2 separate regions of the Homo sapiens genome follow, and region 1 is linked to region 2. A link is a contact called in ENCODE Hi-C or POLR2A ChIA-PET data. All regions are on one chromosome and are shown on one strand. The core of a region is the stretch at or near the end of the contact, and the rest is flanking DNA. Distances in the headings are between cores, read along the strand shown.

Evidence for each region. Hi-C counts contacts between places; a loop is a spot of excess contacts on that map. ChIA-PET counts read pairs that join two places held with the same protein, here RNA polymerase II (POLR2A). Pooled maps may share reads with other maps.
Region 1: a loop to region 2 is called in a map of head of caudate nucleus, with 3 times the contacts of the local background. The contact joins the promoter of SHTN1 here to the promoter of VAX1 in region 2. A Hi-C loop is called at or near these places in 1 of 168 maps with a recorded cell type or tissue (head of caudate nucleus) and 1 of 50 pooled maps. POLR2A ChIA-PET finds 5 or more read pairs at or near these places in 2 of 52 experiments (A549 and WTC11).

What each region holds. Positions count from the first base shown.
Region 1 is chr10:117,003,896-117,006,595 of GRCh38, forward strand. It overlaps SHTN1 (shootin 1), which reads right to left and starts at 1,292. Exons shown (of 17, transcript NM_001127211.3): 1 at 1,127-1,292. The coding sequence starts at 1,184. RefSeq lists an enhancer at 375-1,068 and silencers at 883-1,177, 1,049-1,158, 1,389-1,468.
Region 2 is chr10:117,136,850-117,139,549 of GRCh38, forward strand. VAX1 (ventral anterior homeobox 1) reads right to left here and starts at 1,421. Exons shown (of 3, transcript NM_001112704.2): 1 at 967-1,421. The coding sequence starts at 1,207.

The sequences.
Region 1 (2,700 bases), core at 42-2,541, 130 kb before region 2:
TTATTATTTTTTTTTGGAGATGGAGTTTCGTTCTTGTTGCCCAGGCTGGAGTGCAACGGCGCCATCTTGGCTCACCGCAACCTCCGCCTCCTGGCGATTCTCCTGCCTCAGCCTCCCGGGTAGCTGGGATTACAGGCATGCACCACCACGCCCGGCTAATTTTGTATTTTTAGTAGAGATAGGGGTTCTCCATGTTGGTTAGGCTGGTCTCGAACTCCTGACCTTAGGTGATCCACCTGCCTCGGCCTCCCAAATTGCTGAGATTACAGGCGTGAGCCACCGCACCCGGCTGGTTCCTCCCTGTCTTGACCCACATTCGCAGACCACCCTTTGGTCAGGGTAATAATGATAAGTGTTTAAATGTGATAGGTTAGCATTTGGTTGTTGATCTGGTTTGGTTCAGAAGTGTGGTAACTGATGAAAAAAATGATTGACTGAAGCAGGTCTTTATTAAAGGATAATCCCCAGTTACCAAGCAGTACAGAAATGCGTGCGCATGGCCTGGCTCTCCTTCGCCCAGCGTCAACCCTGTTAATTCTGAAAGCTCAACACTGGCAGGATGTTGACCTTGCTGACTAATAAACTGCTAAAATTGAGAAGTGATTAAAAAAAAAATTATGGCCTGAAAATCCCAGCTGGGCAAGGAAAGAGGAACTAGACCGAATCCAAACGAAAAGCTGGGAAGGGTGTGAAACAGCCCTACAGGCCACCCAGCGCCAACAAATGTGTAAGGGTGGGGCCAAGCTAGCTGAGCCGCCCAAAGCAGCCAAAATATCCTGCCCCACCCGCTTCTCCGGCAAGGAAGGTGGCACTGTGCAACCTCGTCCGCACTGAATCCTCGTCCCTTCCCCCAGCCCCCGATCGCCAGCAAACGCAACCAGCGGGCAGCGGGTCTCGAGCTGCGGGGCCTGACTAGCCCCGACACTCCGCGTTATCCTCGGTCCAGAGCTTTCCCAGGCGCGCCGGCCACGGAGGACGCTTCTCTGCGGGTGACGGAGCTACTGCGGTGACCACGGCGGCCGCCACGTCTCCCGCCCGGCTTCCAACTGCCCTGGCCCCAGCGCCCTGGGGCCGTCCCCGCCCACGGGCCGCGGCTGCCCACACCTGGCGCCCGCGTGCTGCCTACCTTGCTCCTTCAGACTGGTAATGAGCTGCAGCTGCTTCTCTTCGTCCGAGCTGTTCATTTTGGCGGGTGGGGCCGGGAATAAAAGGGAAAGAGGGAGCGGCGCGGGGCACACAGGAGGAGGGGGAAGAAAAAGCAAGATGCCGGTGGCTTGCGGCTCCACTACCCGGAAGTTGGATCCGCTCCCGCTCCTCCTCCTCCTGGCGCGGAGCGCGCGAGTGAGATCATCCCCACGCACCTACTCGGCGGCTGCGGCCGCTTCACCTGCAGGCGGGGCGGGGCGGGCCCAGCAGTCCCGTTCAGGGGGTGGAGGAACGAGGGCGGGTCGGCAGCCGCTATGCCAGCCTGTGGCTGCCGGCGCGGCAGGACGCGCTGGTGGGAGGGGGGGCGGCCCTGCGTGGGGTCGCTCCGCACCCTTTTCTCCGCCTCCACCTCCCGGACTCAGGGACGCGAGTTCAGAGAAAACCGGCTGTGGGTTCGCAGCGTGTGTGGGAACTCCACTTTGGACGCTTCCCGGGGGTCGCTCCCAAAGAACCACAGAGGTAGAGCGGGACGCAATGAGCCATGAACGCCTGGGCTTCTTCCCTAGTTTTCCCGCAGTAGACTCTGGGGGCGCGGTTGCAAAACCTAGCTGCCCACAGGGGCGGGCCCAGGGTGGTACATTTTGCACCTTGAAGAGGAGACAAGGATCGAATCAGGCCGCCCAGCTACTTAAATGACCATGCCGTGAGTGAAGGAGGGCCCTGGCTAGCTTTCCCCCATCGCACCAGGTTTGCCAGGTGGTCAGAACGTGGACCCTGCTGCACGTGGATGGTGGGGCCTGGAGGGCCCTTGCAGATCATCTGGTTGGTGGCGGGATGACCTTCCCTTTAGAGAGGGTGCCACTGCAGTCCGAATGCCGAAGGTCACGCAGCCCCCGGGCAGCAGAGGCTGGCAGTTAAGCCAAGCGTTTGTCCCAGTTCACTGCCCTCTGAACTATTTGAACTCATGTCTGTGTTAGACCATGCCCAGGAGAGAAGTGGCAGGTCTGCATTGTTTCAAAGGTGCTTCTCCCCAACCCCTAGTTGCGAGCTAACCTTTGGTCAAGTCTCCTGCATCTTTGAACTTCATCTGAAGAATAGGAAGAATAGTGATACCTACTCTCAAGGAAGAGTTGTAAGGATTTAATAGAGGAAGATTAACAAAACACCAAGTCCAGAATTTATAATGCAGTTTTTTTTTGTTTTTTTTTTGTTTTTTTGTTTTTAATAAAGATTACAGGTCTGTGGCCGGGCACAGTGGCTCACGCCTGTAATCCCAGCACTTTGGGAGGCCAAGGCGGGCAGATCACGAGGTCAGGAGATCGAGACCATCCTGGCTAACACGGTGAAACCCCGTCTCTACTAAAAATACAAAAAATTAGCCGGGCGTGGTGGCAGGCGCCTGTAGTCCCACCTACTCGGGAAGCTGAGGCAGGAGAATGGCGTGAACCCGGGAGGCGGAGCTTGCAGTGAGCCGAGATCGCGCCACTGCACTCCAGCCTGGGTGACAGAGTGAGACTCCGTCTCAAAAAAAAAAAAAAAAAAAAATTACAGGTC
Region 2 (2,700 bases), core at 171-2,670:
ACCGAAGGAGGGACCACACTTTGTCTTTTTGTAGAGTCCTCCAGACAGGGGAGAGAAAAAAATCCAATCAATTCCACATAGGCGGACGTTTCTTCCGGCCTGGGGGGGCCTCGGCTGAGCCTTCCGGGTCCCCTGTAGCCTGAGGGTACCCTTGTCGCCCCGCCCGGGTCCTGCGGGCCCCAGCTCTGGGCTTGCCGACCAGACCGTGATCCAGACGTCCCCACCCCCACCCTCGAGTCTCCTTCCCTCCGGAGTCCGCGCGGCGGAAGGAGGAGGGACTGAGTCGGGGCCGGCCGGGCCCGGAGATCTGCTGCTGGCTGGGGCGGCGCCGGGCCGGGGCCCGGCCTCGCAGCCTCCGCCGCCGGGGCTAAGTGCACGCCGCGCCATCCGAGAGCGGCAGAGCAGAGCACCAAAGCGGCAACCGCGGCTCCGTAACCAAGCCCAGCTGCCTCTCCCGGCGGCAGCGGTCGGGCACCGATCGCGGCCGTGGGGTCCTCGGCCCAGTGCACTAACTGGCAGGGCCGTAGCCCGCGATCGGCAGCTGTTCTCCGGGGCTCGCGTTCCCCCTTGGGTGCGCTCAGCCCTCCAGAGCGCGGGAGTCCCCTGGCCGGCTCCCGGCAGGTCGTCCGGCCCTTGGAGCGCGCACACCTCCTCCCGGAGTTTTCTGCTCCTTTCCCGGGTCGGAGGCCGCAGCCCGATGCCCGGCCGCACCCGCGCAGCCCCTCATCTCCCCCCGCAGCCCGGTCAGCGGGGCCCCTCCGGGCGTGGAGGGCCGAGGCCCCTGGAGAGCGCACCGGAGAGTCCCAGGCGCTTGTCCCCAGCCGGACTCGGGGCGGGGAGGGCCAACAACTTTCTCCCAAGTCCCAGCCGGCACTCCTTCCCACCGGCCTGTGTCGGCGGCAGCGCGCAGCTCCGGCCCCGGAGTCGACCCCAAAGAACGCGCCTGGCAGCCCTGCCCATCCCTACCTCGGACCAGGATCCGGCGGCAGTAATCCGGGTCCGCTGCGGAATTGGATTTACTTTTGTTACAATCCTCAGCAGCGCCCGACGCTGAGAAGGCGCCCTGCGGCTCCTTGAGGAAGGCGGCTGGGAGGTTCCCCTCCGCGCCCTTGCTCTCCCGACTCTCCTTGTGCGCGTTCTTCGAGACCCGGGCAGCCTCGGCGTCCGAGTGGCATCGAACGTCCATTTTGTCTGGTTTCCCGAACATAGGCAAGAACAACAACAAAAACAGAAAGGAAAAAAAAAGCAAAAAAAAAAAAAAGGGGGGGGGGCGGAGAAGGAAAAAAAAAAGAGGAAAAAGGGGACAAAACCCCCGACAACGCGGCCCGTACGCCCGGCCCGGCGACAGGCAAGGGGCAAGAATGAATGTCCCCGCGGGGAGGCTTCGGCGGCCGCGCGCGGGTCAGCGGCGACGGGAGAGTGGCGCGCTCGCCGAGAGGCGGCCAGTCTGGTCCAGGATCCTGGTGGAGCTGCGGCGAGGCCGCCTCGTCAGCACCCGCGTCCTCTGAGCACGTCCAGTGTCCCCAGCCTGGCGATCAGGTAGCGAACAGCGCAACTCCGAAATGCTGCGGCTCCCGCCTGTTTCTGAGACGGCGAGTTGTAGTTGTCCGACACCCGGGGGGACGCACACTCGCTGTTGCAATTGATTACGGGTAATTTCGCAGCCCCCACGTTTCGGTTACCTCATGAATACACTAAATTGTTTGGATAATATATCAGATCGTAATGGATGGTTTCTGTCCTTGTCCCCAATCAAGTAGGGGTTTAGCCAGTGAATAAACGGAAATGATTGGTCTTGCTTTCAGGAAACACACAATCAAAGACCCACACTTCCAGAAAAACTTTTGACAAGATTCATCCTGAATTGTTAGTACCATTAGCAGGCATTATTAACTTTCCTTTTGCCTTTGACCCTCCTGCTCACATACTGGCTAGAGGGGTTTTCTCCACACTCGCCAGATAGAGCTGAATGAGGGTTGGGCGGCGGGGGGGTGTGGGGGGAGAAAAAAAAAACCCTGCGCACCCTGCGGCAGAAGAAAGCAGTTGTCTGGGAGTGGGGGATGGGGGACAGAGCGGGGGGAGAAAGTTTTCCCAAAAAGTATCTCCCTTGCACTCTAAAAAAGCCAAGATTTTCCCCTAAACAACTCCTTCTTAACACACCTCGACGCAGACAGCCATCTTAAACTGCCACCTCTCTTCATTTAGTTCCAGTTGGATTTTTTCATGCCTGCACCTCCAGCAGCCCTGAGGCAGCCCATTCAAAGGGCAGCTTTGTACTCAGAGTCCAGCAGGAGAGAGAGGGGGAGAGGGAGAGACGGCCGAGAAATCTCAACTGTGAGATCTGCTTCAAAAAAAAAAAAAAAAAGTTTTCCCCTAGCTATTTCATTGTCTCTGCTACAATATCTTTGAGAAAAGCAACAGCCAGTAATCCAATAAGAGCATTGATTAGGCTACAATGATTCAATTCAAGCGCATGGCCTTGTGCAAGGAGCATGCTCCAGCCCTTCTCGTCACCTTGCCGGGGCAGAAGCCCTCTCCACGCCGCTCTCCCCATTCATTCCTTTATGGGAAATGCGGAGCAAAAGGAGTGAAAGATGGCAATTATCTAATTGGACTATTAACAAACAGTCCTCTGAGTGCGGCGGTCTGGCGTGGCTCCTGGGCGGGGGAAGGGCCGTGTTCCCTGCCCTCATTCACAAA